Linked DNA regions of Homo sapiens: all the other regions are linked to region 1. Evidence: chromatin contacts called from ENCODE Hi-C or POLR2A ChIA-PET data. All regions are on one chromosome and are shown on one strand. The core of a region is the stretch at or near the end of the contact, and the rest is flanking DNA. Distances in the headings are between cores, read along the strand shown.

Evidence for each region. A loop is a pair of places that touch in the nucleus more often than their neighbours do. ChIA-PET counts read pairs that join two places held with the same protein, here RNA polymerase II (POLR2A). Pooled maps may share reads with other maps.
Region 2: a map of GM12878 shows a loop between it and region 1 (4-fold over the local background). The contact joins two enhancer-like sites. A Hi-C loop is called at or near these places in 1 of 168 maps with a recorded cell type or tissue (GM12878), 18 of 37 single-sample maps with no recorded cell type and 5 of 50 pooled maps.
Region 3: a pooled map shows a loop between it and region 1 (15-fold over the local background). The contact joins two enhancer-like sites. A Hi-C loop is called at or near these places in 9 of 37 single-sample maps with no recorded cell type and 7 of 50 pooled maps. POLR2A ChIA-PET finds 5 or more read pairs at or near these places in 1 of 52 experiments (activated B cell).

What each region holds. Positions count from the first base shown.
Region 1 is chr12:31,404,501-31,407,961 of GRCh38, forward strand. All of the region lies in intron 14 of DENND5B (DENN domain containing 5B), which reads right to left. Among named protein-coding and RNA genes, the nearest start is that of LINC02387, 37 kb to the left of the region's middle. RefSeq lists enhancers at 611-750, 1,631-1,800. Within about 2 kb of position 1,976, at least 3 of the 41 ENCODE cell types and tissues checked have a DNase peak (open chromatin) inside an H3K27ac peak, as active enhancers do; they include GM12878, where a contact is called at or near this core.
Region 2 is chr12:31,809,549-31,812,962 of GRCh38, forward strand. No RefSeq gene overlaps it. Among named protein-coding and RNA genes, the nearest start is that of H3-5, 19 kb to the left of the region's middle. Within about 2 kb of position 1,608, at least 2 of the 41 ENCODE cell types and tissues checked have a DNase peak (open chromatin) inside an H3K27ac peak, as active enhancers do; they include GM12878, where a contact is called at or near this core.
Region 3 is chr12:31,895,047-31,898,625 of GRCh38, forward strand. It overlaps the pseudogene RPLP2P4. Among named protein-coding and RNA genes, the nearest start is that of LINC02422, 9.6 kb to the left of the region's middle. RefSeq lists a silencer at 936-1,035. Within about 2 kb of position 1,650, at least 18 of the 41 ENCODE cell types and tissues checked have a DNase peak (open chromatin) inside an H3K27ac peak, as active enhancers do.

The DNA of each region.
Region 1 (3,461 bases), core at 726-3,225:
TGGAGTGTAGTGGCACATTCTTGGCTCACTGCAACCTCTGCCTCCTGGATTCAAGTGATTCTCCAGCCTCGGCCTCCCAAGTAGCTGGGATTACAGGCGTCTGCCACCTCGCCCAGCTAATTTTTGTACTTTTAGTAGAGAAGGGGTTTTGACATATTGGCCAGGCTGGTCTCGAACTCCTGAACTCAGGTGATCCACCGGCCTCAACCTCCCAAAGTGTTGGGATTCCAGGCATAAGCCACCGCGTCCGACCTCTAGCTTTTTTTTTTTTTTTTTGAGACAGAGTTTTGCTCTTGTGGCCCAGGCTGGAGTGCAATGGCATGATCTCGGCTCACTGCAACCTCTGCCTCCCGGGCTCAAGCGATTCTCCTGCCTCAGCCTCCTGAGTAGCTGGGATTACAACTGCACACCACCACGGCCAGCTATTTTTTGTATTTTTAGTAGAGATGCGGTTTCACCATGTTGACCAGGATGGTCTCGAACTCCTGACCTCAGGTGATCTGCTCACCTCGGCCTCCCAAAGTGCTGGGATTACAGGCATGAGCCACCGTGCCCGGCCCCTAGCTAACTTTTTAATTGTTCTTTTGTTGAGACAGCATGTCACTATTTTGCCCAGGCTAGTCTTGAACTGGACTCAAGCGATCTTTTTGCCTTGGCCTCTCAAAGTGCTGGAACTCCAGGCATGAGCCACTGCACCTGGCCTGATTGTAAAATTTTAAAGTTTTTTTTTTTTGAGACACGGTCTCGCTCTGTCACCCAGGGTAGAGTGCAGTGGCACGATCTCAAGCTTACTGCAATCTCCACCTCCTGGGCTCAAGTGATCCTCCCACCTCGGCCTCCCCAGTAGCTGGGACCAGAGGTGTGCACCACTACGCCCAGCTATTTTTTTGTAGTTTTAGTAGAGGCAGGGTTTTGCCATGTTGCCCAGGCTGGTCTCAAACTCCTAAGCTCAAGAGATCTGCCTGCCTTGGCCTCCCAAAGTGTTAAGACTACCGGCATGAGCCACCTGCCATGTATGTATGTATGTATGTATGTATGTATGTATGTATGTATGTATGTATTTTTGAGGCAGAGTTTCACTCTATCTCCCAGGCTGGAGTGCAGTGGTGCAATCTCAGCTCACTGCAACCTCTGCCGCCCGGGTTCAAGTGATTCTCCTGCCTTAGCCTCCCAAGTAGTTGGGATTACGGGGGCTTGCCACCGTGCCCAGCTAATTTTTGTACTTTTAGCAGAGACGGGGTTTTATCATCTTGGCCAGGCTGGTCTTGAACTCCTGACCACGTGATTCACCCACCAAGGCCTCCCAAAGTGCTGGGATTACAGGTGTGAGCCATCGCACCTGGCCACTATTTATTTATTTTTTGAGAAGAAGTCTTGTTCTGATGCCCAGGCTCGAGTGCAGTGGGGCGATTTCAGCTCACTGCAACCTCCGCCTCCCGGGTTCAAGCGATTCTCCTACCTCAGTCTCTGGAGTAGCTGGGATTACAGGTGTGCGCCCACCATGCCCAGCTAATTTTTGTACTTTTAGTAGAGACAGGGTTTCCCCATGTTGGCCAGGCTGGTCTTGACCTCCTGACCTCAGGTGATCCGCCACCTCGGCCTCCAAAAGTGCTAGGATTACAGGTGTGAGCCACCATGCCCAGCCATTTTTTTTTTTAAGTAGGGTAGAATCAATATTTGTTGTTATCCTTGGGATTTCTGCCCATTTGATCATAAGAGGGGGTGTTAGAAGCCCTCCGTGAAAGATCTACAAGTAGGATGAAAAACATTTACTAAAGAAGGTGCCTAGATATAGCCTCACAATATGAGCTCATGGTTCAGTGCACTCTTAGATGAGGAAAACAAATGAGATAAATGGTTCATTTCCCTAATTTTACATAAAAGACTTTCTTTATGTTAGGTGAAGAGTCTCCCTTTGTGTCCTTTTATTTTGGCTTTAGGATAGGAAAATGTCAGAGAAAAGGCCATATATTCACGGTTTAGTAATCATCAGAATCAAATGGGTTTTGAAACTGAAAGCAGAAGAGGTTAGTGTTAAGACTTTATTTTAGGTGCCAGAGGCTTTTCTCATTTCTTGCACTGCTAAGAAAATCTGCAGAAAAAGGCATGTTTAGGGTCAGCAGTTCTGTGGCTGCAAAAGGCCCACAGATGCACAACAGTGATTTCATAGTTTAAGTATGAAAAAGCAATATGATTAAATTTAAAAATTTCTTTCATGAAGAATTCCTCAAATTGAAAGAGTTACTCAGATGAAGAGAAATCTACAGATATAAGGAGGATTTTAGGAATCCTCTACTGCTACTACTTCTTACTTATTTAGAGACAGTCTCAACCTGTCACCCAGGCTGGAGGGCAGTGGTGTGATCTTGGCTCACTGCAACCTCTGCCTCCCGGGTTCAAGTGATTCTCCCACATCAGCCTCCTGAGTAGGTGGGACTAAAGCAAGCGCCACCACGTCCGGCTAATTTTTGTATTTTTTGGTAGAGATGAGGTTTCACCATGTTGGCCACGTCAGTCTCGAACTCCTGACCTCATGTGATCCACCCGCCTTGGCCTCCCAAGGTGCTGGCATTACAGGTGTGAGCCACTGTGCCTGGCCTCTTCGATTTAATTAAATTAATTAATTAATTTATTTATTTATTTATTTTGAGACGGAGTCTCGCTCTGTCGCCCAGGCTGGAGTGCAGTGGCGCAATCTCGGCTGACTGCAACCTCCGCCTCCCGGGTTCAAGCAATTCTCCTACCTCAGCCTCCTGAGTAGCTGGGATTACAGGCGCCCACCACCACACCCAGCTAATTTTTGTATTTTTAGTAGAGACGGGGTTTCACCATGTTGGTCAGGCTGGTCTCTAACCCCTGCCCTTGTGATCCAACTGCCTTGGCCTCCCAAAGCGCTGGGATTACAGGCTTGAGCCACCGCGCCCGGCCCAATTTTAAAACTGTATATAACTTTTTAGTTTCTTACACCTGCAGTAACCTAATCAACGAATAGTAACTTGACAGGCATTACAGGATGGCCTAATCCCCATTCCAATTCCCTTTTCCTTTGTCTTCCGTTACCAGAGACTGGAAAGCCAAAACCTACACAATTCTGGCCAGTGAAATGTTAGTGATATTTATTGAGATTTTTTGGAAAATTATGTCTTTCTAGCACAGATCCTGCCCCTCCTTGGCACTCTCTCCTTCCTGCTGGAAGGTATGCTGAGAACAGCCATGTTGAAACCATGAGGTAACTAGCACACACAGAGCATGTCTAACAGGAAAAAGACAATGAGCCTGGGTCCGTGACAGCACTGCCCACTGCCTACTTTGAGACCTTTATTATGTAAGTGAAATTACTATGCTGTAAACCACTGGTTTTCAAGTTTCTGATACTTGCAGCTAAATGCAATTCCTAATTGATACAAGTAAAAATTCTCCAAAGTAAGGAAGAGGACCCACTGCAAATAAGAATTAGCAAT
Region 2 (3,414 bases), core at 358-2,857, 400 kb after region 1:
ATGCACAAAATGACATATACAAGATTATCCATTGTTTCATTCATAATAGAAGACTGTTAACAAGCAAATGTTCATCACTAGGCTCCTGGTTAAATAAAGTACAGCTGCCCCAGGAAGGAAACTAGGGGTTCAGGAATACGGTGAAAAGTAAACTTTCACTGAACTTTTAGTTCTTTCTGAATTTTTTTTTTTTTGAGACAGAGTCTCCCCCTTGCCCAGGATGGAGTGCAGTGGCACGATCTCGGCTCACCGCAACCTCCGCCTCCTAGGTTCAAGTGATTCTCCTGCCTCAGCTTCCCGAGTAGCTGGGATTACAGGTGTGCATCGCCACACCCGGCTAATTTTTGTATTTTTAGTATAGATGGAGTTTCACCATGTTGGCCAGGCTGGTCTCGAACTCCTGACTTCAGGTGATCCGCCTGCCTTGGCCTCCCACAGTGCTGAGATTACAGGTGTGAGCCACCGTGCCTGGCCTCTTTCTGAATTTTGAAGCATTTGGATGTATTGCTTTTTTTTTTTTTGAGACGGAGTCTCGCTCTGTCACCAAGCTGGAGTACAGTGGCGAGATCTCGGCTCACTGCAACTTCCACTTCCCGGGTTCAAACGATTCTCCTGCCTCAGCCTCCCGAGTAGCTGGGACTACAGGCGTGCACCACCACGCCCGGCTGATTTTTATATTTTTAGTAGAGATGGGGTTTCACCATGTTGGCCAGGCTGGTCTCGAACTCCTGACTTCAGATGATCTGCCTGCCTCGGCCTCCCAAAGTGCTGGGATTACAGGCATGGGCCACCATGCCTGGCCTGCTTATTTTTTAAAAAAATAAAATTAATGTTAAAATAATTAATTAAGGCTGGGCACAGTGGCTCACACCTGTAATCCTAGCACTTTAGGAGGCCGAAGCAGGTGGATCACTTATGCCCAGGAGTTCGAGAACCAGACTGGGCAACATGGTGAAACCTCATCTCTACAAAAAGTAAAAAAATTAACCGGGCATGGTCGTGCATGCCTGTGTTCCCAGCTACTTGGGAGGCTGAGGTGGGAGGATCACTTGAGCCTGGGAGGTCGAGGCTGCAGTGAGCTATGATTGTACCACTGCACTCCAGCCTGGGTGACAGTGAGATTCTGTTTCCAAAAAAAATTAATTAATCAAAAAATCCACTAAACAAGTAAATTGGATACTTAGGTGAAAATCTTAAGTGTAGGCCGGGTGCAGTGGCTCACGCCTGTAATCCCAGCACTTTGGGAGGCCGAGGCGGGTGGATCACAAGGTCAAGAGATCGAGACCATCCTGGCTAACATGGTGAAAACCCGTCTCTACTAAAAATATAAAAAATTAACCGGGCGCGGTGGCGGGCGCCTGTAGTCCCAGCTACTCCGGAGGCTGAGGCAGGAGAATAGTGTGAACCTGGGAGGCAGAGCTTGCAGTGAGCCGAGATCGTGCCACTGCACTCCAGCCTGGGCGACAGAGCGAGACTCAGTCTCAAAAAAAAAAAAAAAGAAAGAAAATCTTAAGTGTAAGTACCTAAACAATCTATTAAATGACCTGTGAAACCAAGGGCTCCTAATGCTATGACCAAAGACTGAAGCTCTCTATGAGATGCCAGCCACTCAATAGTGCACTTTTTCTGAGAAGATATAAGACAGCCACTCAGAATTATGATGTAATAATTGGTAATGTGGGGAAGTAAATAAATGTCTCAAAGTTTTGCTTTTGAAAAATGACTAGTAAATAGTAATAACAAAACTGTTATTTATGGAGGGATGAGTCTGTGGCCTATCTCTCTTCCCTTTTATGTCTACGTTTCTCACAGTCATCTACACTCCCTGTCACTTGTACTTATTCCCTTGACACTGCAATCTAGCTTCATCCACTCCCCCAAAATGACTCTTCCCAACGCTATCAATGACCCCTTTGTCTTTCCATCCAGTGGCTGTTTTTCAATCCTCGTATTCCTTAACTCTCAGCAGCATTCTGTGACATGATGCTCTCCTGGTGTTCTGCCTGCATCTCTGCTCATTTCTTTTTAGACTCCTTTGTCAGTTTATGCTCTTCTGCCAGTCTTTTTTTGAGACGGAGTTTCGCTCTTAGTCCAGGCTGGAGTGCAGTGGCGCGATCTCAGCTCACTGCAACCTCAGCCTCCCGGGGTCAAGCGATTCTCCTGCCTCAGCCTCTCCAGTAGCTGCGCCTGCCACCAGGCCCAGCTAATTCTTTTCTTCTTTTTTTTTTTTTTTTGAGACAGAGTCTCGCTCTATCCCCCAGGCTGGAGTGCGTACTCTATCCCCTAGGCTGGAGTACAGTGTCGCAATCTTGGCTCACTGCAACCTCCGCCACCCAGGTTCAAGTTATTCTCCTGCCTCAGCCTCCTGAGTAGCTGGGATTACAGGCGTGTGCCACCATGCCTGGCTAATTTTTTATTTTTTATTTTTGAAATGGAGTCTTCCTCTGTTGCCCGGGCTGGAGTGCAGTGGTGCGATCTCGGCCTACTGCAACCTCTGCCTCCTGGGTTCCAGTGATTCTCCTGCCTCAGCCTCTCGAGTAGCTGGGACTACAGGTGTGCGCCACTGCGCCAGGCTAATTTTTGTATTTTTAGTAGAGACAGGGTTTCACCATATTGGTCAGGCCAGTCTCAAACTTCTGACTTTAGGTGATCTGCCCACCTCAGCCTCCCAAAGTGCTGGGATTACAGGCGTGAGCCACCATGCCCGGCCAATTTTTGTATTTTTTAATTAGCAACGGGGTTTCACCACGTTGGCCAGGTTATTAACCACATCCATGGCTCTGATTACCACCTGTGGATAAATATGTCCCCAGTTCTCCTCTGAGCTCCTATTTTCCTTTTTTTTTAGAGGGTCTCACTCTGTCACCCAAGCTGGAGTGCAATGGTGCGATCATGGCTCATTGCAGCCTTGACTTCCAGTGCTCAAGCCATCCTCCCACCTCAGCCTCCCAAGTGTCTGGGACTACAGGCATGAGCCACCAAGCACCAGCTAATTTTTGTATTTTTTTGTAGAGAAGGGGTTTTGCCATGTTGCCCAGACTGGTCTCAAACTCCCGAGCTCAAGCGATCTACTGGCCTCGGCCTCCCAGACAGCTGGGATTACAGGCACAAGCCACCGTGCCCAGCCTCTGAGCTCCTATTTTCCTTTTATTATTATTATTATTATTATTATTATTATTATTATTATTATTATTATTTTGAGACGGAGTCTCACTCTGTCACCCAGGCTATAGTGCAGTGGCACGATCTCGGCTCCTGGGTTCAAGCCTCCTGGGTTCAAGTCATTCTCTAGCCTCAGCCTCCCAAGTAGCTGGGGCTACAGGCATGCACCACCATGCCCGGCTAGTTTTTCTATTTTTAGTAGCGATGGGGTTCACCATGTTAGCCAGACTAGTCTCAAACTCCTGACCTCAT
Region 3 (3,579 bases), core at 400-2,899, 490 kb after region 1:
CAGGCTGGATTGCAGTGGCACAAGCTTGGCTCACTGCAACCTCCACCTCCTGGGTTCTAGCCATTCTCCTGCCTCAGCCTCTGCAGTAACTGGGACTACAGGCGCATGCCACCACACATGGCTAATTATTGTATTTTTAGTAGAGACGGGGTTTCACCATGTTGGCCAGGATGGTCTCGAACTCCTGACCTCAGGTGATCTGCCTGCCTCAGCCTCCCGAATGCTGGGATTACAGGCATGAGCCACACTGCACCTGGCCGATGATAAACCTTTGAAAGCTAAAAAGCAAAGAGATGATTGCAGACTAACTCAGAAGAACTGAGAAAGCTGAATTATGTGGCAACAGTAGAGAAAAATTGAAAACAGAAATGATTATATTGTAGAATCACAAACAGACCCAGATCTTCTACCTGCTCTCATGCTGCTGGATGACTGTTTCTCCCTAGTTTCAGCAGAAGTTGGAGTCTGTGGACTGGGAAACATCAAGTACAGCTGAGAGCTTTGATACCAAACAAAAATGGAGGTTTACACAATCACATGCTTGCTGATTGCTAAGCCCCTGCCTCCTGCCTCACAGCCTTCATCAATCATTTAGTGCCCAAACCATGTCAGCCAGATCTTTACCCTCTAGGAAGGGGATTGTCACACCTTTCTCTCAGGAATCAAAGCAGCCCAAGAGGAAAGAAGAGAAACTGATAAGATTACCCAACAAATAAATGGCCCTACAGTAAACTCAGAAATACAAGAGCTCTCCATATACTGCAAACTTCCAATCAGCTGTAGTCCTTCATTCCTCATCGTAAGAAACCAAAAATTACCAGAACTCTAAAGTAAGCCTCTATCATGCAAGACAAAAAGCACACAAGCAGGGAAAGCACCTTGGAGAAACAGAATACTATGTGGATGAAAGAAAACTAACTCATGTTCAGTCAAAGCTTCTCATAAAAGACCAGGTGCCGGTTGGGCGCGGTGGCTCCCTCACTCACTTTGGGAGGCCGAGGGAGGTGTATCACAAGGTCAAGAGATCGAGACCATCCTGGCTAACATGGTAAAACCCCATCTCTACTGAAAATACAAAAATTAGCTGGGCATGGTGGCGGTCGCCTGTAGTCCCAGCTACTCAGGAGGCTGAGGCAGGAGAATCACTTGAACTCAGGGGGTGCAGGTTACAGTGAGCCGAGAGCGCCACTGCATTCCAGCCTGGGTGACAGAGCGAGACTCCATCTCAAAAAAATAAATAAATAAAAGACCAGGCCCGGTGGCTTACACCTGTAATCCTAGCACTTTAGGAGGCTGAGGCGGGCGGATCACTTGAGGTCAGGAGTTTGAGATCAGCCTGGCCAACATGGTGAAACCCCGTCGGAGTGAGACTCTGTCTCAAAAAAAAAGAAAGTTTCTCATAAAAGAGCAGCAAAGAAATCTGTTATGGTTAAAACATAGAACAAACAAATAACAAATAACAATAACTAAGGAAGCTTAGTTTATTAGAAATGTGCCAGGCAAGGGAGATAGTGAGCAAATGGAGTCAGTCAAATGGACGCCGAGTAGCTTTAACATTTGAGTTTTATACAGTTTCACTGAGGAGGCGTTAGCCAAAGGATGCTTTTAGGGCGGGGATAACAAGAGTTGGGGGAGGGGCAGGAAGGAAGGGTAGAGTTAGGGCAGGAAAGAATTGGTCAAAAGTTGCAAAGTTGAGTCACTGACTGTGTCGATAGGCTAGGCAAGGCTGTCTGTGAAAAAGTCTGTGGTTTTGTTTCCTGAACACCTGGGTCCAAGCTGAGCTGTTGCTGACATAGTTTATCTGTCTTGCAAATTGTGGTCTCTGTACTGTTTTTCAAGTTGTGGTTTCTGTAGTTTTCCATTTCTCAGTCTTGAGAAAGATAAGATAAGAAAAGATACTGCATTCTGAAAACAAGAACAAGATGTTATTTTGTAAAAAGAGGAACATTCAGAGAACAAGAAGAAATTTTAGACGTTAAAGACATGATAAGAAATGAACATTTTAATGAAGAATTGAAAGATAAAATTGAGGAAATTACACAGAAAGCGTGGCAAAAAGACAAGGAGATAGGAAATGAGAGAAAAAAGGTAAGAAAATTTATGAAATCTATGAAGTTCAGCAGCCAAATAATAGAATTTCCAGGAAGAGTAAAACAGAGGGGAAGAAATCAACAATGAAATAGTTCAGGCTGGGCGTGGTGGCTCACACCTGAAATCCTAGCACTTTGGGAGGCTGAGGCGGGCGGATTGCCTGAGCTCAGGAGTTCAAGACCAGCCTGGGCAACACAGTGAAACCATGTCTCTACTAAAATACAAAAAATTAGCTGGGTGTGGTGGCATGCACCTGTAGTCGCAGCTACTTGGGAGGCTGAGGCAGAAGAATCGCTTGAACCCAGGAGGCGGAGGTTGCAGTGAGCTGAGACTGGGCCGCTGCACTCCAGCCTGGGCAACAGGGCGAGACTCCATCTCCAAAAAAAAAAAAAAAAGAAATAGTTGAAGAAACACACTCAGAATAGAAGAACCAAATTGAAAGTGTCCATCATAATAGATGAAAATTGTCCTGCACTAAAGCATATGATTGTGAAATGTAAAATATCTAGGACAAACAGGAGATTCTCAGGCTTCCAGAAGGGGTAGAAGGGTGGCACAAAAGGGTGGTGGGGGAGTCGGAATTGGATTGGGTTTCTCAGCAGCAACACAGGAATAAGAAAAGAAACAAACTAAAAGAGGAAGGTGTGGCTTTCTTTTCCTCCGGGACACAGAAGGTCGTCCTTCCTACCTACTGGCTGCCCTCGGGGGCAACCCCTTGCCCAGCACCAAGGACGTCAAGAAGATCCTGTACAATATAAGCAATAAGGCCAATGGCAACCAGTGCAGCAAGATCATCAGTGAGCTGAATGGAAAAAACATTAAAGGTGTCATTGCCCAGGGTATTGGCAAGTTGCCATTGTGCTCTCCCACAAGGCTGTGGCCGCCTCTGCTGCCCCGGCTCTGTAGCTCCTGCTGCTGGCCCTGCCCCTACTACAAAGAAGAAGAAACATGAGAAGAAGGAGTCCCAAGAGTCACATGGTGACATATGATTTGACTTCCTGCTCCCCTGCCAATTCCCCTGGAAAGAAAGAAAGAAGGGAGGGAGGGAAGGAGGGAGAGGAAGGGGAGTGGGGGAGGGGAGGGGAGGGAAAGGGAAGGGAATAGAAGAAACAGGAGAGACGCAAAGTGATGGCGAAGGAAAATCACAGGATCAAAAACAGCAAATGTAGAAAGCAACTGATCCGGACTGGGAGAGGCATAACTCAAAAGACAGGCATGTTGGGGATTTGTTATCCACCATTTAAAAAGATAAAGCCATTCTTAGCCCATGGGTCATACAAAAACAGGCTGCAGGTCAGTTTTCTGACCCCGATCTAGTCAATAAAAAAGAAACAGGATGAACTGACACTAATTTCTGGAAAGAAGGAAGGAAGGAGGAAAGGAGGCAGGAAGGAAAAAAAAGAAGAAAGGGGCCAGGCGTGGTGTCTCACCCTTGTAATCCCAGCACTTTGAAAGGCCAAGGCGGGTTGATCACGTGAGGTCAGGAGT